2 separate regions of the Homo sapiens genome follow, and region 2 is linked to region 1. A link is a contact called in ENCODE Hi-C or POLR2A ChIA-PET data. All regions are on one chromosome and are shown on one strand. Each heading gives the region's core, a stretch centred on a gene start or an enhancer-like site at or near the end of the contact. The rest is flanking DNA. Distances are from core to core; before and after follow the strand shown. Region 1 overlaps LDLRAD4 (low density lipoprotein receptor class A domain containing 4). Region 2 has its middle 83 kb from the start of LDLRAD4.

The links. A loop is a pair of places that touch in the nucleus more often than their neighbours do. ChIA-PET counts read pairs that join two places held with the same protein, here RNA polymerase II (POLR2A). Pooled maps may share reads with other maps.
Region 2: a loop to region 1 is called in a map of CD8-positive, alpha-beta T cell, with 3 times the contacts of the local background. The contact joins two enhancer-like sites. A Hi-C loop is called at or near these places in 3 of 168 maps with a recorded cell type or tissue (CD4-positive, alpha-beta memory T cell, CD8-positive, alpha-beta T cell and naive thymus-derived CD4-positive, alpha-beta T cell) and 11 of 50 pooled maps. POLR2A ChIA-PET finds 5 or more read pairs at or near these places in 1 of 52 experiments (CD8-positive, alpha-beta memory T cell).

Annotation. Positions count from the first base shown.
Region 1 is chr18:13,373,897-13,380,680 of GRCh38, forward strand. The region is part of intron 2 of LDLRAD4 (low density lipoprotein receptor class A domain containing 4); the gene reads left to right. Among named protein-coding and RNA genes, the nearest start is that of LDLRAD4-AS1, 50 kb to the right of the region's middle. RefSeq lists enhancers at 1,222-2,421, 1,422-1,551, 5,920-6,421, 6,422-6,784 and a silencer at 3,654-3,948. Within about 2 kb of position 2,860, at least 18 of the 41 ENCODE cell types and tissues checked have a DNase peak (open chromatin) inside an H3K27ac peak, as active enhancers do; they include CD8-positive, alpha-beta T cell, where a contact is called at or near this core.
Region 2 is chr18:13,132,033-13,138,955 of GRCh38, forward strand. No RefSeq gene overlaps it. Among named protein-coding and RNA genes, the nearest start is that of LDLRAD4, 83 kb to the right of the region's middle. RefSeq lists enhancers at 3,647-4,226, 4,227-4,805, 5,920-5,969, 5,978-6,272 and silencers at 4,650-4,699, 4,770-4,889. Within about 2 kb of position 5,184, at least 27 of the 41 ENCODE cell types and tissues checked have a DNase peak (open chromatin) inside an H3K27ac peak, as active enhancers do; they include CD8-positive, alpha-beta T cell, where a contact is called at or near this core.

The sequences.
Region 1 (6,784 bases), core at 1,610-4,109:
CTCATTTCTTTTAAAATGACACGTGTACAGTTCCATTCTTCTTTGATAATATGTCTACATTTATAAATATTTTCTAAATATTTCACATATTTCCACCATGCAAACGTGTGGAAATGTGTGAAATATTTAGAAAAAATGTGTACGTTTGATCCTCAACCACGTGGAATTTGCTTTTACCTTTTAGAGAAATCACACTTGGAGGTGATGTCATGTGTCCCTGATAATTACACGTAAATGTTGGCTGTTTTGTTACCTTCTGACCCACATAGGTCGTCTCTTGGGATAGCACAGGTAGCAGAGGATGCTGCAGAGGCCAGAGCCCTCCCAGCCCTGACCCCACACAGGCTCCTATGGAGGCCGGAGCCCTCTCAGCCCTGACCCCACACAGTCTCCTGTGGAGGCCAGAGCTGGGTCATGGACTGCAGGCTGCCGATGGGAGCAAGCTCTCATGCAGGAGTGGCTGTCTGTCCATTGTTGGTCTGTGGAGAAGGTTCTAGAGCCAAAGAACCTGGAGTCTAGAATCTCACTAATTAGATGTGGTCCCCAGCAGCATCAGCATCCCCTGGGAGCTGGTTGGAAATGCAGCCTCTTGGGCCCTGCCCCGGACCTGCTGAACCGAATCTGCAGTCACCACATCCCCGGAATTTGCAGGCACCTTAATCTCAGGAAGCTCTGGTCTGGATCTTCGCTTTCCCAGAACAGCCGTGCATCAGAATCACCTTTGGAGCTGATGAGACACTGCAGAGTCCTGCCCCAGCCCCGACAGATAGTGATTCAATTGGTCTGGGGTGATTCTGCCACCCAGCCAGGAGTGGGACCCGTGCTCTGAAATGGTCATCCCTGTTGGCTGAGGGGCGATTGAGAAGGCCAGCACCTGCTAGGTGTGTGTCTGGAAGTCTGCAGCAGCTTCAATTACACAGCCCAGCTGCTGGGAGCCTCATCTTTAGGACTCTATCCCCAAGTGGACATCTTATTCCTAAAGAGCACCCCAGGCCCTGGACCTGTGTGTAGGTGCCGTCTGCAGCCCCATGACGGGGATGGAGATTTGCAGGCGTCTAGCCACCCAGCCTCCACTCCCTTCCCTTCCTGTTCCCATGGAAACAGATTGCGGGAACACTGGGCATGGTGCTATCTTTACCCGGTTTTTGGCGATCTGAGGTCTGTTTCCATGGGAACTAGAAGGGAAGGGGACGGTAGTGGAGCAGCTAGACTGCTTTTAGATTTTGATGGCAGCCTCTGTGCTCACTGTAAAACCTGCTTTGCCCAAGTTTACCTCTAGGCCAGGGGTCCGTGCAGCTCTGAATGCAGCCAGGACTCATCTGGAGGAGAGGCCGGTGGAAAAGGAGGAGAAAAGGAGGAGGTCTGAAAATATCCTTGAAAATGCCAGTCATTCCCTTTTCCTCCAGGAAGCCATTTTTAGGTGTTGGTATAAGTTATTTAAATGCCATCTTTAGTTATTATTTCTTGTATGGTTTTATTGAACATAATAACATGTTTTTATTCAAAGGAAGTGAGGAGATGAGTCATTTCGATAGGAGTGATGTCTCCGACGTGGGGAATCCCTGTGGCTCGGCAGTGCGAGTGAGTCACAGCTGGCTCTGTGTGTTGGGCTGGAAATGAGGGCCTGCTGGGTCAGGGCAGGGCCGAAGCTGAGTGAGATGGGGAGGCTTGGGTTGGTGGTAAGGACAAAGTAAAGTGATGCTGACCTATTTAAGTATTTGAAGATGAAAAGCTAAATTCTAATCTAAGCAGGCCCTGGCCTGAGTGAATGCTCTGAGTGTTCAGTTATGGAGTGGAGTTTACTGGGGCAATCATGGTGCTCTGCTTTTCCCTCCCTTCCCTCTGTACAGTCAGGGAACAGCACCCTCTTCCTCCCTGCCAGGGAGCCTGCACCTGGTGGGAGGCCTTCTCCTCCTCGTTTCCTCCCGCCCGCCAGCGCCTTGCTCTTCAACACTGGTCTTGTCCACCGGCGTATGTGTGTTTCCCGATTTCAAGTGTATTTGTTAATTATCTAGTTTTTAAGTAAAAATAGAGGGTAGTTTTGGTGATTGCCTGGGGTATTGGGGATATTTGGGGAGCAGTGGCCCAGATTATCTTGGTGAAAGTGGCAGCAGCTTACTTTCCTTGGAGGAGTGAAATCAAGTCCTCGTTCTTGCCGTTTGAGGGAACTGTGTTCACTTCATCAGACTCTGGGAGGGAGGGTAGGCACGAGGTTGCTGTCTGTTGCGGGAAAGCTGCCCCTCCCTGCCTGTCCTCCCAGGCTGTGCGGGCACTGGCCTCTGTCTGAAGAAATGTGCTTAGGTCTCCATGCAGAGTAGGGGTTGGAATAAATCGATTCCTACTTGTCAACTCCAGTGGGGAAGGGAATAAATAAGGGCCAGATTCTGAGAGGGAAAAAGAAAAATCTAAAGAAGACATGACTTTCCGTGCAGAGGAAGTTGGCGGTCAGGCTGGCGCGGCCCACGGTCGCTTAGATCATGAAAGGCCTCTCAGAGCCTGTGCATCCCCATGAACAGCGGCGTCAGCTGCCAAGCATGGCAGTTATATTCCCTCTTGCCAGCGGCATCCTGTGGTTTTCTCTGGTGGATCCCAGGAATTCTCCTGCCTGGATCTGACGGTGGACATATAAGACAGACAGATCCTTTCAGCATCAGGTATACACAGGGGCTTCTTCTGCGGGTGAGGGCACAGCTCAGGATGAGACGGCTCCTGCAGTTGCCGATCAGTGCCTCTGAAGCCCAGCAAACTCAGCACACCCTCGGCGTCCGGTGCTGTGGAAGACTGCTCTATCACACGCGGTTCCAGAGGGGCCAGTTCTGTCTTCCAGGAGGGCACGTATCTTTACCGCTGCCTGGGCTGCCTGGCGGGATACATGGTACCTGTCTGTGGTGCTTTCCCCATGAATAACCCTCACTTGCTTTTCCTGTGTGAGAGCACACGCACGGGCCTTCGTTACCAAGGCAGTGGAAATTGGTCTAATGAACTCTTTCTGCCTGGCCGGAGGCCTCCAGAACACAGCGGTGGGGTTTGTGGCCCCATTAGTTAGAGACCAGGCAGCCTTCCCCTGGGTTCTCTGCCCTCTGTGACAGCTGCTCCTGGGGACAGATGCACTTTCACATCCTGCCTCGCCTGGCCTTGCAGGAAGTCAGGAAGCTCTCTCAGTGCTCCCTGAAGGTGCATCGAGTCGGGACTACCCGTCAGAAGGCTTAGTGTGCCGGGCCCCGCAGGTGGCATTTGATGTGTGTCACACCCAAGAGCTCCTCTGTCACACTCTTGGGTCTGCTCACTGCCGGTAACATCAACGCCAGAGCCATCCTCTGACAGCACTGTTTTGCATTCTGTCCTTCAGACATCGGCTGAAATATGCATCTCCTTGGATTTCTGTGGCCAGATTAAGTTATTTCACCAACATGAACTGACTAGGCTGCGTCACGTCTGTTTCCATAACTTGGTCTGCCTCAATGATGGTTTTGCTGCTTGAATTGCAAGTCATTCTTGGAAAGGCTGGTCTAGAGGTTATCTTTTTTTAGCTCTTAGATGAGTGCCCGTGCCTTCTCCCAGGTGGTTGTACAACCCATGACTTTCCTAGGGTGGCACGCGATTAACTGCAAATAATTTCTTCTTCTGGTTCCCTTAAGTGGGAGAAATAGCAGAGTGGTTGAACCGAAGTTTAAGTTCTAAGAGGATATCAGATGGGCCTGTATCTGTTTCTCCTCTTCAGGCAATAGAAACCGCTTCCTCTCTCCAGAGGAAAGTGGGACTTCCCCTACCTTTTGTCATAATGGACATACTCAGGCAGTGAGGAGTCATCATTCCGCCAGAGCACAAACTGCTGGCCAGTCCCAAGAGCTTCGCGAGCGTGACCCGCCATTGAGCCTACATTAAGTTGCATGGAGCAATAGGCAGAGCCTCGCAGGCCCATCCCAGACAACACAGAGTCTCCCCTGGAAATATCTAAGAAAAGTCTTACTGGAGCATTTCTGTCCACCCCCACTCACCTTGAATTGGATACCGAGTTGTGAAAAATTATATAAAGTGGACAGTTTTTCTTTGTCCTAAAGGAATATATATTCCTCAGATAATGAATGTGAGCAAATGAGACAGAAGTGCTTCATGAAAGCTCAGCTGTTCCCTGTGTGTTTGATTTAAGAGGCACTTGTGGAGCTGGTTTGGAGCTTGGTGAACAAGGAATGCTTAGGAGGCTTTGTGAACGCAGGCGACTGAAATGACTCTGATCGTTCATTTCTGTAGGGAACATTGGCTGTTATATCGCTGATCAGTTTGTCTGAGCCTTAAGGTGTAGGGTGTTTTGCTGCGTGTCCTGGTGTGGCCCCGTTAGTTAGGGACCAGGCAGCCTTCCCCTGAGTTCCCTGCACTCTGTGACAGCTGCTCCTGGGGACAGTTGCAGGTTCACAGGCTGCCTCGCCCGGCAGAGGGGCATGGGAGCACCCTACTTGTCAGAAGGGTGGTTTGTTGCCCTCTCTGTGCCATCTTTCGTTCTCAGGGCTGTGTGGAAGCTTGAGAGGTGCATGTGAAGAACTTAAAAGGTCAGCACTTTACCAAGGGAACAAACCACACAAGAAAAGAGACGGAAGAACAGCAGACAGGACCCTGCGTGATGATTTTCCGAGAAGGAGATGTAAAAACTTGGTCAAATTTATTATTTTTCTTTCTATTGCTGCTTTTTAAATGTTATATTTCAGTATGAAAACATGAAAAAAAGCCAATCAAATATCAAGAGCCTCTATCTTTTTCCTTTTAAAGGCAAGTTTCTTTCTTGACATTTTTTTCCTCTTCTACTATTCTACCACATTTCATACCAAAAACCTCACCCACACACTTTCTCTAATTTTGTATCCTTTCTCCTGTTTCTCTCTGTTGTTAATTTTAGCTGGCATGGAATGATTTGAGCTTTGATTTTTATCTATTGGGAACTTTTTAAAAAAATCAAGACAAATTAGCAGAGGAACTAGGAGATGAATCTGACGTTGTATCAGTTGGGTCAGATCAGAACTGGAAGAGGGTGGGCTGAGCCGTGTTAGAGACGCGATTTCATCGGCCATCTGCTGAGGCAGGTTGTAGTAATTTGGGAGGGGTGGTAACTTCTCCAGCCCTCATTAGATCTAGGGTTTTGTTTGTGTTTTCTCATTAGATACACAATGGCTCCATCAGGCCAGTGCCATCATTGCTTCCATTTTACAGCCAAGGAAACTGAGGCTCAGGGGCTTTAAGTAACTGCCTAAGTCACACACAGCCTAGAATGAGGTGAACCCAATGTGGCCAGAGCCCAGACTTTTGTCCTCTGGCCCCTTTGTATAAGGCTCTTGTTTGAGCATGTTTGAAACAGTGTGGGGCTGGGCACTGCCTGTGCAGTAAACTCCCAGCCACGATGTCCCCCATGGGGCACCCCCAGGCCAGCAGCCACTTGTGTGTGGTGCCCAGATGCAGGACAGAGGCCATAGATTGAAAAGGAGGTGACCTAGCTGAGGCTCAGCTAGAATTCTGTGCAGTACAGTCAGCATTTATTGGGTACCTGCTGTATTCTAGTCCCCATGGTCAATGCCAAGGATAATCAGGAAGCGTTGTCCAGAAACACCTGCAGAGGCAGACGAGACACAAGGATCTGGGCCCCATGGTGACAGGAGCTTGGTTTGTTTTGCTCACTGCTGTCTCCCCAGCTCCTAAAATAGTGCCTGCCAGAGTAATGACCCCACAAATAGCTGTTGAAATACTGAATGAAGAGATGCAGCTTTGGTGGCGTCCTGCAGGCCAGAGAGCAGGGAAGACTGTGGGCCGGCACAGGTGTCCCAGGGAAGCCTGCTGTGAGCTGACAGCAAGGAGTGGCTTGGCAAGGGAGATGAAAATTGTTTCGTACAAACAGCTTGTCGGTTCATATTCTTTTCTATTCCCACCAAAGAATGAGACAGCTCCCCCTCCCTTCCTGCCCACACTTGTTAGCCTATGGTCTGACCCCCTTCTTGTTTGCCTGTCATGCCCATTTTAAGCTGATTTTATCTGAAGAAAGCTGGAGTGGGGGAGATCCCTGGGTGTGGAGGATTGCAGAGGCCTGCCCCTGCCCGCCAGCCCCCTGCCCGCCAGCCCCCTGCCCGTCAGCCCGAGCCCTCACGCCAGGCCACAGTGGGAGCAGAACCTCTACGGGGGTGGGGCTGGGTTGGGAGGGGCATTGCCGCTGCTTGGCTGGTGGCCACAGTGGAGGTGTCTGTGATGTGCTCAGACCGGGCTCAGACCAGAATGCACGTCTGCTCAGGGATCATCTGCCCCTGGGCCAAGCCCTGACCCTTTCCCATTCCCTTGTGCATGTGGGTGCTGTGGGAATGGCCTGGTTCGGGCCCTGGAAAGCAGAGATCTTCCCAGTATTCCCTGATTCCCAGCGAGCGGCTGGTGCAGGTGTGCACGGCTGTCTTCCTAGCATTGCAGGCTCTCCCTCCTGAGCCAGTGTCTCCTGTGGCCGCTGTGTGTAGACAGTGGAACTGGAAGCTTGGGCCAGGATCCAGACACCTGGTTCCAGCCCTGGCTTGCATTCCTCCCACACTCATCTTCAACCTGTCCCCTCTCCCTGAGCCTCTGGATCGCCTCCTCCACAAAGCACAGGGGTCGGATATATGACTCCTTGCGGCTTCCTCTGCTGCTAGATCATATGAGTCGATAATTATAGACTTACTAATGCATTAAGGACAGTTATCCTGTTTATTTTAGGGGGAACTCTCTCCAACTTGGTTTGAATATAGCCTCAGGATTTATCAAGTGTTGGATTTGTCAAGGT
Region 2 (6,923 bases), core at 3,934-6,433, 240 kb before region 1:
GGAGCTCTGCAGGTGCCCAGCCTCCCACGCTGTTTCAGTAGCTTGTTAGGAACTCTCCCAGACACGGATAGTGGCCCAGCTGCCCATCCCTGCCGTCACTGGGTCTGAGCGTGGCCTGTCCTTTGTTTAAATCCTACATTTAGCTGGCCGGACTCACACCTGTAATCCCAGAACTTTGGAAGGCCGAGGGGGTTGGATCACGAGGTCAGGAGATTGAGACCATCCTGGCTAGCACGGTGAAATGCCGTCTCTACTAAAAATACAAAAACAAAATTAGCCGGGTGTGGTGCTGGGCGCCTATAGTCCCCAGCTACTTGGGAGGCTCAGGTGGGAGAATGGCGTGAACCTGGGAGGTGGAGCTTGCAGTGAGCCAACATCGTGCCACTGCACTCCAGCCTGGGAGACAGAGTGAGACTCCATCTTAAAAAACAAAACAAAACAAAAACAAAAACACCCTGCATTTAGCATATATCTATATTAAGATTTTACATGTCTTTTTAACTGTGCCAGAATTTTATGAGGGTTGGTATGGCAATTTTTCCTTATTTTTTTTTTTTTTGAGAGACAGGATCTCACTCTGTGACCCAGGCCGGAGTGCAGTAGCACGATCATAGCTCACTGTGACCTTGAACTCCTGGGCTGAAGTGATCCATCCTCCTCAGCCTCTCTAGTAGCTGGGACTACAGGGGTGCACTACCACACCTGGCTGATTTTTGTATTTTTTGTAGAGAAGGGGTCTTGCTATGTTGCCCAGGCTGGTCTCAAACTCCTGGGCTCAATGAATCCTTCCAACTTGGCCTCCCAAAGTGCTGGGATTACAAGCATGAGCTACCGCTTTGGCCCAATTCTTCTTGGTGTTAGTTACAAAGTTGCATAGATTTTGAGTAGTGAGCCCCAAACTCTCCTTTACCCATTAGCCCGATTTTACCTTGGGACTGTGAAGCTTATGAGGAACGCATATTTTGTGTTAAAGTAGAAGATAACAATAACTAAAGCTGTCAATTCTCCCTAAACCAATTTCTACATTTAATGCCATTCCAATAATGATAGCTACAAGGTGTTGATTCAAGTAGAAAACTGGTTCTTAGGTTGGCATGGTGGTGCCAACAGGACAGCCAGGATGTGCTGCAGAGGGAGAGTGATGGCATCTGGTTCTCCCGGGCCCACCACACAGGATGTCACTGTCAGCCTCCTGGTGCTGACATCAAGGTGAGGAAATGTGTGCTCCCTCGAAGAAATGGTGGGAGCCTCCACCTCGTCCTAGGCTTTCTCTCTGGAAGAGACCAGTCCTCAGGATTCACATGTGTCATCTTCTGCTGGTGGTCCATTTCTGCCACGTTTTGTGGTTGGGTTTAATTCAGGAGGGAAGCTATTACGAAGAAACATGGCAACAACTAAGCTTGTATGTCAGCCTCTGCCTGCTGGAATCCCAGGTCTTCTCTCAGTGGAAACTCGTGGAGCCACATGCAGTCCTAACAGTAATTAAAGCAGCCTGGGTGAGACTGGCTTATGAAAAGATCAGTGAAACAGAATGGAATCCAGAAAGACCCAAATACACACAGAAATTTAGATGGTAAGTGGCAACACTTCAGTGAGAAAGAGATGGGTTAGCCCAAAATATCTTCCAGGTGAATCACATGTAGAAATAAAACAGAGTCCCAGAAAAAAATATGGGAGAACAATTTCAGTTACTCATTTCCAATTAGAAACAAAACTGAAATTTTCTCTCACCAGCACAGCATATGAGTTGTCAGAATAGCCAGGTAGCTTCACACAGGAATGTCAGCTTTGCACACGAAGTGTGTTCTAATTTGGTGTACACCGTGAGAAAACGGAAGCTGAGCAAGCAAAACAATGTAGTTATCTTCTGGGCTGGTCACCTTGGAGGTCCTCTGTGAGAAAAAGACCTGGACAGATTTCTGTGGTCGTTTTGTGTCCGGAATTGGTGGGCTCTTGGTCTCACTGACTTCAAGAATGAAGCCGTGGACTCCCGTGGTGAGTGTTACAGTTCTTAAAGGCAGTGTGTCCGGGGTTTGTTCGGATGTGTTCGGAGTTTTTTTCTTCTGGTGGGTTTGTGGTCTCGCTGGCTCAGGAGTGAAGCTGCAGACCTTCACGGTGAGTGTTACAGCTCATAAAAGCAGTGCAGACCCAAACAGTGAGCAGCAGCCAAGATTTATTACAAACAGCAAAAGAACAAAGCTTCCACACCCTGGAAGGGGACCTCAGTGGGCTGCCACTACTGACTCGGGCAGCCTGCTTTTATTCCCTTATCTGGCCCCACCCACATCCTGCTGATTGGTCCATTTTACAGAGAGCTGATTGGTCTGTTTTACAGAAAGCTGATTGGTCCGTTTTGACAGGGTGCTGATTGGTGTGTTTACAATCCCTGAGCTAGACACAAAAGTTCTCCAAGTCCCCACAGAGCACTGATTGGTGCATTTACAAACCTTGAGCTAGACACAGGGTGCTGATTGGTGTGTTTACAAACTTTAAGCTAGACACAGAGTGCTGACTGGTGTATTTACAATCCCTTAGCTAGACATAAAGGTTCTCCAAGTCCCCACTAGACTCAGGAGCCCAGCTGGCTTCACCTAGTGGATCCCACAGTGGGGCGCAGGTGGAACTGCCCGCCAGTCCCGCGCCCTGCGCCCCGCACTCCTCAGCCCTTGGGCGGTTGATGGGATAGGGCGCCACGGAGCAGGGAGCGGCGCTCGTCCGGGAGGCTCGGCTGCGCAGGAGCCCACGGCAGGGGGGAGGCTCGAGCATGGGGGGCTGCAGGTCCCGAGTCCTGCCCTGCGAGGAGGCAGCTAAGGCCCCGTGAGAATTCGAGTGCAGCACCGGCGGGCCAGCACTGCTGGGGGACCCGGTGCACCCTCTGCAGCTGCTGGCCTGGGTGCTAAGCCCCTCACTGCCCGAGGCCGGCCGCTCCGAGTGCAGGGCCGCCAAGCCCACGCCCACCCGGAACGCGTGCTGGCCCACGAGCGCAGCGCACAGCCCCAGTATCGCCCACGCGTCTCCCTCCACACCTCCACACAAGCACAGGGAGCCGGCTCCGGCCTCGGCCAGCCCAGAGAGGGGCTCCAACAGTGCAGCGGCGGGCTGAAGGGCTCCTCAAGCGCAGCCAGAGTGGACGCTGAGGCCGAGGAGGCGCCAAGAGTGAGCGAGGGCTGCCAGCACCCTGTCATCTCTCAGGTTTTAGCTCAGGGCTGCTGTCCAGCACCCGCTCTTGCTTGGATACTTTCGGTGGTGTGGCTGCTGGTTACTGTATTGCACGACAAATGTTTTTCCCTCTTTCTGTTAGTTTAATAGCAATCTTAAGCCACCTAATTGGTTTTAAATGTTTCCAGTTATTTAGACCATGAAGAAGGCCATTGTTTTCTTGGGTGCTAAGGAGGGTGATGTGCCAGTTCCCTTCCAGAGCCTAAGCCTGAGGCTACCCCTAAAACTGATTAAAGATCAGTTACTAAAATATGTTAATCATGCAAAGATGACCAAGAGAATAAAATTAAAAAGGTGTAAACAGTATGTATAGTGTGATCCTTTTCTGTAAGGAAAATTACTCATGTTGGATGCAGGTGCACCAAGAACACTTCAGGGAACATCTGCAGGCAGAGAAAGCAGGGTGCCTTTGGGAAGGCGGATGGCAGGATGTTTATTGTTCACGTTATGTCTATCACGTTTGATTTTTGAATAATATGTATTATTTCTGTGGTCTGAAAAGAGAAGGTGGAGGAGAGAACGAAAGTCAGAGAATATAACCAACCCAACACACCAGAAGCTAGTGAAGCCCTGTGAATGGCTGATCCCAGGTAAGTTCCCATGTGCTAAGCTGGAATCAAAAGTGTGGGGTCTTCATGGGGCCGGGTGCATGCACAATTGAGTGGATCTGCTGCCAGCACGTGTTGTGTTGTGCCTGCACTTGGCGTGGCTGCACAGGGCTTGCATTGGTACCGGGCTAGGGCGGTCGTGGGGAGGGCCTGGGGAAGGCTGACTAGGGCCTCCACCGTGGGACCCAAGTCCCCAGACCTGGTTGCTTTACTGTATAGTCACAAACCAAATGGGGGTGCAGACGTTTTATGTTGGGCAACAATGGGGGAATCAGGTGGGTGTGCCCCGGCATCCTTGCTCCTCAGTGCGCAGGGCCCTCGAGTTAAAAGCAAGCGTCCCCGCGGGTGGGGATGGTCCCCTGGCGGCTCTCGGCTACACCTTCCTGCCCGGCTTCCCTGCGAGGCGGGCGGCAGTGGAACTCATTCCACAAAGGCTGCCTCTCACTGTGGCCGCCGTGTCACCAGCCAGAGCTGTCAGGTACGTCAGTCATGCTGCTTTGTGGTCATGTCACTGGCATAATCCCAAGATTAGGTGGCCACAAAGAGCCATGAATGAGGTGGTAATTGCGTTCAAGGGAAAAAGAATTTAAGAAAAAAAGACTTTACTTTCTCACAAGATTCGTGAAAGAAGTGACAGCTAATATTTTAAAGCTGGAGCAAGATAATTGTGGTGAGAGATCTTTGTGTGTTCTCTGGAAAATGCTGCATGCGCACAATGAATATTCAAATGCCATTTTGCGCTGTGAATACCAGATCGCCGGGCCTGAGGCCGTCTGCATGGGCCGTCGGCGGAGTCGGCCCGGCGGGCCGCGGGAATGAGCGGGCCACACGGAGGGCCTGGGCGCGCTGCTGGGGACGCCGGCTCCGAGCAAGAGGACAGCCGCCCCTCGGGAGTCGCTGGGAAAGGAGTCAGCGCCGGGCAAGCAGCCTGCAGCCTGTGCCAGGGAAACCTAGTCAGCCGTGCTCGGCTGGGGGGCTCGCTCCGCACTTTCGGTGCCAGAAAATGCCCAGAGGAGCGGGGCGGCCCCAGAGCCTCCTTTCGGGGCGCGAGGCCCGGCGCGTGTGTACGGAGTCCAGTCCCCCCAGGGAGTGGGGTGCCCGCACCTTCCCCTCCGCGCTCGGAGCCACAGGGGAGGCCCGGGCAGAAGCGAACCGTCGCCACCCTGGCGGGGCCTCGTGACTGCGGGTGCAGAACTGGGGGTCCCCGCCGGCGCGTGTTTCAGGGGTCCTGAGGCGCGCGTCTGCGGGGTTCCCAGGCAGCACCAAGAGGCGCCGGCCTAGGAGAAATCCGGATCGAGACAACTGCTGTGGCGGCTGGGCCGAGGCTGCGGTCGCGGTGGGAGGCGGCGCTGCTGGCGAGTCCACGCGGGGCGGACGGAGGCGAAAACAGCCCGCTTTCGCGGCGCAGGCAAAAGCAGGAATGGCGACCCCTCTGCGGGGGGACCTCAGGAGGAAACGTCTGGCTTGGGGAGTCCGCGCTCGGCGCGAGCTGTGGGGGCGGCCGGGCGCTCTGGGGGCAGTTCGGTGCTCCGAGCTCAGCCTCGTCTTGCTTTTCAGGGGTTGGAGGCGGAAGGGGGCAACGGAGCGAGCCCACTTCCGATGCACAGAAGCGCAGGTGGGGAGGAGGCCCGGCTGGGGAGGCTGGTCCCCGCCGCAGCCCCGCTGCCCCTATACCTTGGCTCCAGCGCCAGAGCTCCGCCGCTGCGCCCCTGGCTTTTTGCCTCTACCCCCTACCCTCTGCCGTCCCTCTCCTCCTAAAGCCAGTCCTTCCTGTTTCTCCTGGGGGCTTCCCCAGGGTGCTCATATATGTCCCGGCACCCCCGCTCTGGCGTAAAGAAAGGGCACCGCCGCAGGGCGGCCTGAGTTTAAGGGTCTGTCCACCAGACTCATGGTACTTTACCGCTCTGTGCCTCAGTTTCCTCATCTGAAAAGTAGAGCTCATATTAGCCCTGGGGCCTTGTAGGTGGTGAACATCAAATGAACTCATACAAGGGAAGGGGTCGTGTTACCGGTAGAGGGTCCTAACTGCAAGTTGTCCAGGTTGGCGTTTTGAACAAAGAATTGGACAAAACGTGCTGCAAAGCAAGGAAAAAAGGAAGCAACTAAAGCAGGGATTTATTGAAAACGAAAGTAGTCTCCACAGTGTGGGAGCGGCCTGAGCAGGCTCAAGGGCTGCGTTATACAATCTTCTCGGTCCAAATACCCGCTAGAGGTTTCCCATTGGCCACTCATGTGCTCCCTTCATGTAAATAAAGTGGTGGCCCATAATCGGTCTGATTGGTTGCGGAAAGCAGCCAACCAGAGGCTGAAGTGAAGTTACAAAGGTCACACTCCTGCGCAAACATCTGATTGGTTGCAAAAAGCTAACGTTAAGAGGCTAAAGTGAAAGTTACAAAGTTGGACTTCTATGCAAAGGAAGACTGGTGGCAATCAGTCTGATTGGTTGTGGACAGCCAGTTTCCCTTCGGCCCCACAGAAAAGGTGGGGGGTTTGCAAAGAGTAACCTCTGGTCCTTTTGTTACTTAGGCGTGGAAAGTTAAGAGTTTTCCTTTCAATATAGTTCTAGGAAGTCCGCGTGAAACGGCCTTAGGTGATCTGCCTCCATACCCTATTCTCCTGCCTCAGACCCGTGAGTCCTAGAAAGGATGGCCATCGCTGGCCGCCACATCATCGGGGTCTCATGAATCCCTGCTCTTGTACCTCGGGAGGCAAGGCTAGGCTGCCCTGGATTAGGATCTGCTGTTTGGAAGTGCCGTGTTCTGTTTTGGTTGTGCTCCTTTGGTTGTTTGGTGGGAGTTGGCGGGGCAGGGGCAGAAAGTGGCGCCCCTGGAGAGCCGCGGGCCCAAGCACTGGGGTGCAGCCCGGCTGTGAATCCATGCATTGAGCCGCCGTCACCTGCCCTGGTGTGGGTGCCTGTGTGTCTTGCTTTGTGGTCATCCTGGTTGCTCCAGCACACAGGTGTCTAATCTTCAAGGCAGAAAGAAGACGTGGTCACCCCCCAACCCCTAGACTCTGTATGTGTATGCAGTTTTCAGAGTGTTGTCTCAGGCGCTGATTGAGTGGGCAAGGAGAGGTGCTCAGCACGCAGGAACTGCA